2 separate regions of the Mus musculus genome follow, and region 1 is linked to region 2. A link is a contact called in ENCODE Hi-C or POLR2A ChIA-PET data. All regions are on one chromosome and are shown on one strand. Each heading gives the region's core, a stretch centred on a gene start or an enhancer-like site at or near the end of the contact. The rest is flanking DNA. Distances are from core to core; before and after follow the strand shown.

Region 1 (5,713 bases), core at 364-2,863, 200 kb before region 2:
AGCAACCAATGTGACTCACAACTATCTATAATGGGATCTGATGCCCTCTTCAGGTGTCTCTGAAGAGAGTGACACTGTACTCAAATCCATAAAAATAAATAAATAAATCTTAAAAAAAAAAGAAGTGTTGAGACACTGTGAGTGCTCACCAGCCTTGTTCTTTTCTCCCATGGGGAGGTCAAACAGCTGGGCTCTGGGGAACGGTACCCAGAAAGGCCCAGCACACCTGACTCAGTTCTGGCTATATCAAAGCTAATTCCCAAAATTATGCCTTGTAACCAGAGAACTCTAAATGCCTCTGAGGTCCAGTTTATAAAGAAATTTAAAAAGACACAAAATCCAAGAAGGGAGGGGAAGAGAAAAAAAATATTTCGAAGGCATGGAGAACCATGACCCAGGTAAGACCCAGGAAAGATCGCCAGTTAAGATCCAGCACAGAGACGCAGGCTGGAAGATACTCTCAGCCACCTTTCTCAGCATCTGGGAGATGCTGGACTTCCTTCTCCTATCAGTTCACCATATCGAGCATAAATCTGAGAAGCAAGCACCTTTCGGTCATGCTGGGACCGGAGTTGTGGCCAGTCTGTGCAGGTTAGAAACTGTAAGCTCTGGCACAGGGCAGGCGCTCACAGTTTGGACAGCAGACAGGACTCATTTTTAGGGGGGCGCGCGCACACACACACATACACACACAGTGTGTGACATCTTCCTGCAGCCTGGCTTATGGGGTCGTGCTCAAACCCTACTTTTTCTGAGGCCAAGGCTCTCAGGGTGACAGTGGCTGGCTCTGGGCAGCCTAGGGGAGGGCAGGTTCCAATCTGTAAAGGATCCTGGAGCCCACGTCCGCGTGGGACGAGGAAAGCGGAGAGCTCCCGTCTCCTACCTGAATATCAGCATCTGACACTCCGAAGTCCAGGTTGGACACCAGCAGCTTCCCGCCGGTCTCCACGCCGGCTCCACCCCCGAAGCCGCTGTCGAAGAGGTCGTGCTGCCATTTGTCGGGAAGTTGTTTCGGCTGGAGAGAAACCGTAAGCACAGAGACACTCGTGAGACTCGTCCCGGGAGCCCGCGACACCTCGGCGACGCTCTCCCGTCGGCCCCGCGGCCAAGGTCGAGGAGCCCCGAGAGTCCCCCAGCCCCGCCGCTCCGCTACGGACACCCAAGTTCTCTCGCAGCGGCCCCCGCCGCCACGAGGCTGGACCACGACCGGACAAAGCGTCCCGGAAGATCCTGGCCTCGGGACGGCCTCGCCCCCGCCCACCCCTCGGCCGCGGTCCCGCGCGGGACGCTCACCCGGTCCCGGCCGGCCCGGGCGCACCCTCCCCGGCCCGCGCCGCAGGTCCCCGCACTCACTCTGCTGTACGGCGCCGGCCGGTTCCTGCCGCCGCCTGCGGCGCCGCGGGCGATGGCGGGCCGGTTCCTCATAGGCCCGCCGCCTCGATTCACCCGCGCGGCGGCCTGCACTGCGCCGCCGCGGCCGCCCTGGGAGCCGGCCCTGCCGCGACCCCGGCCCCCGCCGCGGCCTCCTCGCTGGCTCCGGTTCAGCTTAATGATGTCGTCCAAAGACATGTCCATTTTGTCGGCCATGGCGGGCGCGGATTCGGGCCTCGGATCGAGCCCGCGCGTCAGCACGCCGCGGCGTCACTTCCGGCGCCTCCCCCTGCCTTCCGGCGTCGCGGGCCCGAAGCGAGCGGCGATTGGTCTGGGCGCGCGCGATTCCGCAGAGCGCCTGCGTACGGCTCGCCGCGGTGGCTGGCGCTACTTCGGAGGAGCCCGACGCGGCGCGGTCGTTTTTATACATTCCCGCGCGGAGGCAACGGAAGGGCGGGGCGCCTCGTGATTAGGCCGCGGAGGTGCGAGGGCGAGCAGGGGGCGGGGCCTGCGGGCGCCTCCCTGGGAGGCCGGAAGATCCTCGGGCGTCGCCTGGGTGCAGCGCAGTGTGCGCGTCCCGCGTCCCTCCTCACCGTGCGATCGTGGGGGTCCCGGCCGGTCCGTGGGTCCGACTTGGTTGTTTTTGCTCGAAGGCTCGGTCTCCTGACGAGCTGGCGTCCTCACCCCTGCTTTAACTTCGCGGATTAGTGACAGTCACTCTTTCCATATCTTTAAAAGCGAGGCCCTGGTTAGTGAAAACCAATGTTTTGCGTGGATGCGGAGGTTTTGTTTTTGTTTTTTTGTTTGTTTTCGTTTCCTGTTTGGCTGATCTGCTTCTGCCCCGGGATTAGAGGCGTGTGCCACCGTGCCAGACTACATGAGTGCAGATCTTTAAAGGCATCCTTAAAGGTGGCAAAATAAACTCGTGCCATTAATCCCACAGGCTCTCCTTGCCGTCTTTAAAGACAAACACGTGCCTTTTTCTTTCTTTTTGGTCGGGACGCACGGAATTTTGGAAGATGCCGTTCTTGACGAGTGCAGCACTTGCCGCAGCTCCATGACTTTGAGCTTAGGTGCTTTCGTATTCCGTACTAACTCCAGGTCATCCTCTTCCCTCAGGTCACAGGCTCTGTTGTCATGAAGGTGAAAATTAAATGTTGGAATGGTGTGGCCACTTGGCTCTGGGTAGCCAATGATGAGAACTGCGGCATCTGCAGGATGGCGTTTAATGGCTGCTGTCCAGACTGTAAGTGTCTTCCTATGCGCTCTCAGAACTTTAGCCTACTCCACCAGCCTAAAAATCCCTAGGTTTCCCAGCACTGGGTAGGCAGAGACTGGAGGATCTCTGAGTTTGAGTTTAGCCTGGTCAACAGGACAAGTTACCTAACCCTAACCGAAACCCCACCGGACAGTGGTGTTGCACGCCTTTAATCCCAGCACTCTGGAGGCAGAGGCAAGTGAATCTCTGAGTTCAAGGCCAGCCTGATCTACAGAGGGAGTTCCAGGACAGCCAGGGCTACACAGAGAAACCCTGTTTTGAAAAAAAAACAAAAAACAAAACAAAACAAAAACAAAAAGCCAAACAGTGCAAGTTCCAGGATAACCAGGGCTACAAAGAAAAGCCCTGACTTGATAAAAGACCAGGTAAAACAAAAACAAAAAATTGTGGGTTTTAGTTTCTATTATCTGAGGGGAAAGTCGACAGAAAAAAGAAGCAGAATACTTCAAGCCCAGGTTTGTCTAAAGACCCCATCCAGCATGATGGCAAACACCTGTAATACTAGCATTTGAGAGGCAGAGGCAGAGACTAGTGGATCTCTGAGTTGGTGGCCAGTCTGGGCTCCACAGTGAGACTCTGTTGCAAAAACACTTGTTTTATTCAGGTCATGGGGGCACAGACCATAATAGCACTTAGTAGAGGGAGGCAAGAGGATTTTGAGGTTGAGGTCTGCCTAGGCTACATAGTGATGATCCATCATTCCCTTAACCCCTCAGAATAACACTTTCAGTTTGTATCTACTCACAATAAAGCAGATCAAATTAGCAAATTGAAGTTCAGACATTGGTTGCCATATTGTCATGCTTGCTGGGCTTTTTGTGCTAAGAATTGTAAACTCTAAATAGATGCTTATAAACTATAAACACACTTCAGCCAAGTCTTACCTCTGTAGCATCCTGGGCCAACATCTGTTCCCTAATGTCTAATTACTGGGGTTTGGGCTATACTCAGCATCTCAGTATTCTTGGTCTTTCTTCCTCTTTGATCTAAATAGCCTCTTCTTACTCTACTTCCGTTTTGAAGGGGCTTGAATTTTATGATCATAATGTGTTTTGCAGAATGCAAAAGGTTTTACCCTTTTTTTGTTTGTATGGCTCCTATGTTTCTGGTGTGTTACATGAGGTAGAAATGTTTGATTACCTTGAGAGGAAAACACATTTACGCCAGGTGGTGGTGGTGGCAGCACACACCTTTAATCCCAGCACTTGGAAGGCAGAGGCAGGCGGATTTCTGAGTTTGAGGTCAGCCTGGTCTACAGCCAGGGCTATACAGAGAAACCCTATCTTGAAAAAAAAAAAAACATACAAACAAACAAAAAAACTCACATTTACCTTTTGAGACAGGATCTCATTATAGCCTTAGCTAGTCTGAACGTCCCTATGTACACCAGGTTGGTCACAAAGTCACACCGAGATCTTCCTACCTTTGACTCCTGAGCTATGGGACTAAGGGTGTGCACTGTAGTGAGATTTTTGCTTTCTTTAAAACCACAGAAATGGTATAAGGATGTGGTTTTGCTTTGATCCCAGGTGTGGGACATGGGGCTTCTCAGATACTTCATGGCAGCAGATAGTTTCTGAGGGACTCTTCAAAGAACACATAAACGCCAGAGCCCAGTTACTCAGTTTGTCAGGATTTGTCAAGTAGTCTAGTACAAAGAAGAAACAAGGAGTAGAGGGAAAGATTAGATATCCTGACTGTGAAGACCAGACTTGCCCCAGTGAACTATAGCCCCAATCAGCAGGAACGATATAATCACACAACACCCCCTTCCCCTCCATCCTTTTTTCTCTCCTACCTAGAGTTAGGGGGTTGAAAAGGTGGAAGAAAGAAAAGCCTACAAAGTAGCGAACTGTCTGGCTATACAGTATTACCATGCCTAGCTTAAAACGAAATTTGATCAGCCAAGAGCCAATCATCTTGATGTAATCAAAGAGATGTGAGTTTCTTGGCTTTTGTTTGTTGGGTTTTGTTTTTTTGTTGTTTTTTTTTTCTCGAGACAGGGTTTCTCTGTATAGCCCTGGCTGTCCTGGAACGCACTCTGTAGACCAGGCTGGCCTCCAACTCAAGAGATCCACCTGCCTCTGCCTCCCGAGTGCTGGGATTAAAGGCATGTGCCACCACTGCCAAGTTTGCAAGATGTGAGTTTCTTTTTTTTTTTTTTTTTTTATAAAGATTTATTTATTTATTATTATATGTAAGTACACTGTAGCTGTCTTCAGACACACCAGAAGAGGGAGTCAGATCTTGTTACGGATGGTTGTGAGCCACCATGTGGTTGCTGGGATTTGAACTCTGGACCTTCGGAAGAGCAGTCGGGTGCTCTTACCCACTGAGCCATCTCGCCAGCCCCAAGATGTGAGTTTCTTAAGTCCTTAATTTGTTTGGTTTTAAGTTTTATCTGTATCACCTGTGATTAGTAACTAAGCACACTAAGTAATTTTGAGGAAAACAAATGTCTTAGTTTTGTTTTTGTTTTTGTTTTTGTTTTTTTTTCTCAAGACAGGGTCTCTCTGTGTAGCCCTGGCTGTCCTGGAACTCTGTGCTGTAGACCAGGCTGGCCTTGACCTCACAGAGATCTGCCTGCCTCTACTTTCTGAGTGCTGGGATTAAAGGCATTCTCATGCCCGGAATATGTAGTGAGTTCTGTTCCAGCTAGAACTACATAGTAAGGCGCATATCTCTTCAAAAAACAAAATCACCCTTAAGAATTCTCATGGTTTGAATATGCTTGGCCTAGGGAGTGGCACTATTAGTAGGAGTGGCCTTGATGGAGTGGGTGAGTCACTGTGTGTGTGGGCTTTGAGACCCTCAGCCTAGCTGCCTGGAAGTCAATATTCTGCTAGCAGCCTTCAGATGAAGATGTAGAGCTATCTCTGCTCCTCCTGTACCATGCCTGCCTGGATGCTGCCATGCTCCCACCTTGATGGTAATGGACTGAACCTCTGAACCTGTAAGCCAGCCCCAGTTAAATGTTGTTCTTATAAGAGTTGCCTTGGTCCCTTGGTCATGGTGTCTGTTCACAGCAGTAACTAAGCAGTAACCATAACTAAAGCAAGGATG
Region 2 (6,608 bases), core at 2,345-4,844:
GGGAAAGAGAAGCCTGACCCTAATCCATGCCAGGGCAGTGCTAAGCCAGGAGTGGCAGAAACCAGCCACCAAGTTCTATCTTGTTGAGACACCTCGGCTTCTATGGCATTATTGCCTTCCCTCCCAGATAGTTATAGGCATTGGGTAATGCTGAACAACCACCCCAAGGCGTGGAACTAGGCTTATGCCGCTTCCACAAAGTCACCCGACCCACAGTATCTGCTCACCGAACGGCCTTGATGTGTTCCCAGGAGGCTGTTCCTGCCATGGGCCCCTTCTGCTCCTTGGTGCGCCCATGCACAGTCAGCAGCTAGGACAGACCAACACTTGGTTCAACCCTGCTCTATGCAAAGGTCTCACACCAATTACAAGGGACCTGCTCAGGTTTCTCAGCTTTCCATGCTGGGAGGAACCAAGGCCATCTGGCATGGTTCTGTCCCTGGTCCCAGGGTCTTGAGAGCCCTGCCCCTTTGGAAGAGCCCCAGGCTGCAATCAGAAAACATAAGTCAAGAGGCAGAACCCTGAGTACAGGAAAAATCTGAAAACTCAGGATGCAGGGTGCTGAGTGAGGGTGGCTCCTGCTGTTTCCAGAAACCACATGTCTCAGAGTACATTTGGCCAGGCTCAACATGCATGGTGGAAGAGGACCAGGTCTGAGACCCCCATGGCTTATGCCCAGGCTTCCAGAGAGGCTGGATTCTGAGCTCACCTAAAGGCAGCCCTGGCTGATGTCTAGAGAGCCTGAGATGTGGTAGTGAACCCACTATTACTCTCCACACAGACAACACCCTGGAGCTGGAATGCAGTTTTAGAGGTCTGAGGCCAGGGTACCAGGTCTTAAAGAAGTGGGGCCAGGAGGAGCCTACTGCCTGCCCAAAGAAAATTTCTTGGCTGCAGCCCCCACTCAAGAGCTGCAGAAGCAAGAGCCACCTCCTGGTGTTGGAAGATCGTCATGGAGATCTAGACCATACTCAAACGTGAGGCCAGGCTGCCTGCTAGACCCCAACAACCACCCTGGGAGCCATGGCCTCACCTGACAGCCAGCCTTCTCCAGCATCTGGGCGTACCTCACTGTCTTGTCAATTTCTGGGAAGACACGAATTTTGCACGTGACAGGAACAGAGAGTCGCTCATGAGCCAACAGAACTGAGAAAAAAGACAGCCTCTGAGGGAACCAGTGTCACTCCAAGGTGGCAAAACCCCAATATGTCCCCATGGGGCACTGGGAGCTAACAGAACTAAGGACAGTGTCCTAGGACTTCATGTCTGATCCTAAGGGGATAGTTGGTATACACCAGGGGACTCTATAGTCACCTCCTTCCAGGAAGTAAAGTGCTATGGCCAAGAGCCCCCAGTGGGATCATCGGTGTCCTCTTGAGCCCCAGTCAAGTAGCTGTGCTTATGAGCCCTGTCAGACTGTCTCTGGGGCGACTCACTCACTGACACAGTGGTATATAGCCAACTCACTCATTCTTTGAAGAAGGTCCCACTCCTCCTGCAGAAAAGCACCATAGTGACCTGCAGAGGATGAGAGTGGCCCCCATTGCACCCACGCTGCTATCAACTCCCTACTAGGCCAGCTCCTCAGAACACAGTGGACTCCACAGCTACGCCATGTGTATGAGCACCAGCTTCTACATGGCCTCCCCAAGGTCAGCAGAGGCTCTGGGGAGAGCAGAGGGAAAGGGAAACCAACCAGCTTTCTTAGCCCTGACTTTGGAGCTCTGCCTGCTGTCAAAACTCCAAAGTGGGCCACACAGCCTAAGATCATAATGGGTGCTTGGGGGCCCAGTGAGCCTGAATTGTGGGATTAGAGCCAGGGACCCACACCAGCTGGTCACAGTTATCAGAAGGATACCTATGTGGCCAGCAGAGTCTGGTCCCCAGTCAAACACCTGAGGACTCTTCAGGATGTTAAGTTCAGAAAAAGGGCTGCTTGCTGGCTACAGGTGCCACCACAGTCAGAGGCAGGGATTAACTCTCCCCATGTGCACCAATACCCAGGCTCCACTGGAACAGGCCTGGACCCCTTATTTGGAGGCCTAGTGGGCCTAGTATTGGCCTGGACAGGTGTCAACACAGGACTGGAGCAATGACCTCACCTCTCTTGGCTATCATCTGTGGGCAGCCCAAGTTCAGGTCAATGGCATCACAGTAATCTTGTGCTAGGAGAGCCGCCTGGACAAACACCTCTGGGTCATTGGCACAGAACTGAAGAAGACACGAATGCCACCCTCGGTCAGCCCAGGCCTAGGACTCTCCCTGCCTAGGCCACCCAGCCCTGTGAGGAATCCCATGGTGACTCAGTGAGCTATGGTCTTTCCACCGACATTGACAATATGACAACCACTAGGAATATGAGCTATAATGACATGTAACAGAAGCCACTGGCACAGACTTGTAAAGAACTGTTGGTTCTCGACAGGAGGGTACTGAGACGGAGAAGGATCAAGGTGACACTGGTGCTACACTCCTCACGTCCTCCAAGCTGCCCCTTCACCGGGACTCTGGCTAGTTCCCAGTTCTGGGGATGCCCACTCAGCAGCATGTGTCATGCAGGACTTCAGGGACCCCGACCCTTCTCCTGGGTTATATGTATATGACAGGGACAGCTTGGGAATGCTGTCCTTATATACAGGGTCTGGAGCTTAGGTGCTACCCAGTCCCTCAGCTCACCTGCACAATGAGAGGCCTGTCCTCGGGGCACACATCACAATACAAGTTCTCTTTGCGGTAGTTAGCATCTCTAACGAAGACCTGGGCATGTAGCATAGGGGTGTAGCATAGCTGGGCTCCATGGCGGCGGCTCAGAAGTCTCCAAGCTAGCTCACTCTGGTCCACCATGGGTGCCACCACATGTCGGGCACCCCCCAAGGTGCGGCTCCAAAACTCAAAACCCTGCAGTTTGGGCATCCTCTCCACACTAAGGGCAGAAGAGGAACAAGCGCTCATTTCAGCCATGGTATACCATCATACCCCAGGAGGGTACGAAGTTCAACTCCAGGAGCTGACCGCTCTCGTCAGCTTTTGCTGTCGGCTCTCCCAAGAACACGGTGAAAACAAGAGAGGTATCCGTAGGCACAGGGTTGAGGTGCCCTCCCTCCACCTTTCTGGCAGTGACCCTGACATACCACTCACCCTCTCTGGACCTTCTCCCCTTAAACGCCAGCCTGGTGCAGCGGGTGTGGAGGATGAACAGGTCTGTGGGACCTGCACAGCTGAGACCACCCGGCTGCACGAGGCCTGACGCCGCCTCGGATCTTGGGTTGGGAGAGTAGCGAGCACGTCAGCCTCCACGGCTCCTTTCCTGGTCGGGCCCAGAGCCCCCTGAGCTGCCCCTACCTAACCCCTGGGCTGGCTGGGGCCCGAGACCGCCACCGGACGTCCACGGGGCTTGAACTAGGACTACTTCCCGCACCGTCGGAGTTGGCCAGGGCTCGATGAAGGTCTGTGACTGCGGGCACGCTCCAAAGAAAGGGGCACACAAGGCCCCGTAGCCTCTGCCTGACCCGCGGCGCCGCCAGCAGGACCCGCACGAAGGCGGCGGGAGCCGCCAAGCGCCGTGGCTCAGACTCAGCGCAACGCCGCCGGAAGTGCCGGAGCCGGAAGCGTACTGCCAGGCGCTCCGCACCGTCTGCGGTGCAGCAAAAAATAAAGTCCTCGGAAACTGCAGCTCAGCGCTGAAGGGACCGGCCTTGTGGAAACGAGAGAGTTGAGCAAGAACAGACTGCGCATGCCCGGGGTCACGCTGTCCCTTCCAGACAATTGGCACTCGGAGGCCTTTCCTCCCACCTCTATCCCCCAACCCACCTCCGCAATCCAGGAGCAGCCCTTGGTTCTGCAGACACAAGACGTAAATTTAGTACACCACCACAATAGGAAACGAGATAAAGAATTATTACTTCAGATCCTGGGTAGAAAAGGCTACAGCAGGCCAGGCCTTTGTCGAGTAATGAGTCGCTTGCTAGAGGGAAGGAACATGCATAAAGAGATATGGGGCCGGGCAGTGGTGGCTCATGCCTTTAATCCCAGCACTTAGGAGGCAGAGGCCTGGCAGATTTCTGAGTTCGAGGCCAGCCCGGTCTACAGAGTGAGTTCCAGGACAGCCAGGGCTATACAGAGAAACCCTCCCCAGCTCTCAAAAACAAAAATAAAAAAAGTTCTCTCCTAAGTTCTTTTTGTCAGGGTATTTTAAACAGGAAACCAAACTATGGCCGTAAACTGTTACTGTTTTAATAGTAGTGATGTATTTCACTGAGAGAGATCTACCAGACTCTGCCTCCCAACACAGAATTCAAGGCCTGAACCGCCATGTCTGAGTTGTTTGACCACTCTTTAATCCTTCTACACTGCTTCCATGCACCTCGAGTTTTCAGAATCCAGAGTTTGTATCGTGCAACTCACATGCTTCCAGCCTTTCCCTCTGTGGTCAGACTTCCAACTCCACAAACCATTGAGTCCTGCTCTCCAGCCTTGGAACAATTGCTGATACATACTTTATAATGATATATGTATGTATAATGATACATGTATAACGGTATAATGATATAATGTAATATATATGCATTACTCAAGCCATTTATGATACTTTAATTTTCTGCCTTGTAAGGAAATGACAGGAAGCTGGGTGGTGACACCACACCTTTGATCCCAGCACTCAGGAGGCAGAGGCAGGAGCAGCTCTGTGAGTTGGAGGCCAGCCTGATTTAGATCAGAGCTAATTCAGGATAGCCAGGGCTACACAAAGAAACCTTATCTCGAAAAATAAAATAAAAAATAAATAAAGTAAATAAGAGGGGCAGGAGAGATGGCTCTGAGGTTAAGAGTACTAGTTGCTCTTCCAGAGGTCCTGAGGTCAGTTCCCAACACCCACAAGGCAGCTTACAACTGTCTGTAACTATAGTCTTATGGTTTCCAATGCCCTCTTCTTTTTTTTGGGGGGGGGGGGTTTCGAGACAGGCTCCCAATGCCCTCTTGTGTGCAGACATACATACCGATAAAACACCATATACAAGCCGGGCATGGTGGTGCACGCCTTTAATCCCAGCACTAGGGAGGCAGAACTCTGAGTTCGAGGCCAGCCTAGTCTACAGAGTGAGCTCCAGGACAGCCAAGGCTATACAGAGAAACCCTGTCTCAAAAAACCAAAAACCAACCAACCAACCAAAAGACCCACCATATATATATATATGTATATATATATATTCATACATATATATATATATATATATATAAACTAATTAATTTTTTAAAAAAACAAAGAAAATGAAAGAAGAAACTGCACAGCCACAAGCGGACATGACCCACAGCCGGACATGACATGATGGTGCACACCTTGAATCCCTCCAGGTCCCTGGCAGGCGGATCTCTGAGTTCACGGACAGCCTGGTTTACAGAGTGAGTTCCAGGACAGTCTGGGGTACACAAAGAAACCCTGTCTCAAAAAAGCAACACACACACAAAAAAAGTATGCCCCTTACATTTATCCACTTACAGTGTTATGGTCTGACACCTCAGGACAGCTGTAGCCAGTCTGTCCCATGTCTGCCAGCTATTTCATATTGTTGCTGTAACATGCCTCTCAGTCATTGACACAGAGAAGTGACTTGGCGTAGACGGAGAACATGCTGACCACATATCCTGCTTTGTTCTGAATGTTCTGTATGTGGTTTGCTAATCTTAAGAATTCCACGAAGCTTTGTGTAAGACCTATCAAATCAAAGGTCAATAGGAATTGCTATGTCTAAAATATCTTAAGTAAGAACTTCCTGCACCTGTGTGTGAATTCACTGTGGTTTTTTTTTTCCCCTTATAAGATGACAGAAAAATATGCCCATTGTCATTGTTCAGATAATTCTGAGCTATGTCCTTGCTCTGACCAGTTTCTGGGTGTGCATTCAATAAACTATTCTTGCTTAACTGAAGTCAGTGTTCACATGGTTTGTGCGGTGATTCTTGAACCCCAAGGATAGCAGTTCTGGCACTCTTGATCTTGTCTATAGATCTGAGCTTCTACCTGGTACAATTGCCCCTTGAGCTAAAGTTTCTTCTTCTTCTTCTTCTTCTTCTTCTTCTTCTTCTTCTTCTTCTTCTTCTTCTTCTTCTTCTTCTCCTTCTCCTTCTCCTTCTCCTTCTCCTTCTCCTTCTCCTTCTCCTTCTCCTTCTCCTTCTCCTTCTCCTTCTCCTTCCCCCTTCCCTCCTCCTCCTCCTCCTCCTCCTCCTCCTCCTCCTCCTCCTCCTCCTCCTCCTCCTCCTCCTCCTCCTCCTCCTCCTCCTCTTCTTCTTCTTCTTCTTCTTCTTCTTCTTCTTCTTCTTCTTCTTCTTCTTCTTCTTCTTCTTCTTCTTCTTCTTCCTCCTCCTCCTTGTTTTTTTTTGAGACAGGACAGGGTTTCTCTGTGTTGCCCTGGCTGTCCTGGAACTCAGTCTGTAGACCAGGCTGGCTCAAACTCAGAAACCCACCTGCCTCTGCCTCCCAAATGCTGGGATTAAAAGCATGGGCCGGGCTGGTGAGATGGCTCAGTGGGTAAGGGCACCCGACTGCTCTTCCGAAGGTCAGGAGTTCAAATCCCAGCAACCACATGGTGGCTCACAACCATCTGTAACGAGAT

The links. A loop is a pair of places that touch in the nucleus more often than their neighbours do. ChIA-PET counts read pairs that join two places held with the same protein, here RNA polymerase II (POLR2A).
Region 1: a loop to region 2 is called in a map of T-helper 2 cell, with 2.4 times the contacts of the local background. The contact joins the promoter of Alyref here to the promoter of Dus1l in region 2. A Hi-C loop is called at or near these places in 1 of 37 maps with a recorded cell type or tissue (T-helper 2 cell). POLR2A ChIA-PET finds 5 or more read pairs at or near these places in 4 of 5 experiments (Patski and embryonic stem cell).

The regions. Positions count from the first base shown.
Region 1 is chr11:120,596,752-120,602,464 of GRCm38, forward strand. It overlaps Alyref (Aly/REF export factor), which reads right to left and starts at 1,614. Exons shown (of 6, transcript NM_011568.1): 1 at 1,354-1,614; 2 at 884-1,015. The coding sequence starts at 1,587. It overlaps Anapc11 (anaphase promoting complex subunit 11), which reads left to right and starts at 1,781. Exons shown (of 3, transcript NM_001038230.2): 1 at 1,781-2,119; 2 at 2,491-2,617. The coding sequence starts at 2,509.
Region 2 is chr11:120,792,801-120,799,408 of GRCm38, forward strand. It overlaps Dus1l (dihydrouridine synthase 1-like (S. cerevisiae)), which reads right to left and starts at 3,595. Exons shown (of 14, transcript NM_026824.4): 1 at 3,343-3,595; 2 at 2,677-2,923; 3 at 2,103-2,211; 4 at 1,468-1,518; 5 at 1,034-1,146; 6 at 228-310. The coding sequence starts at 2,913.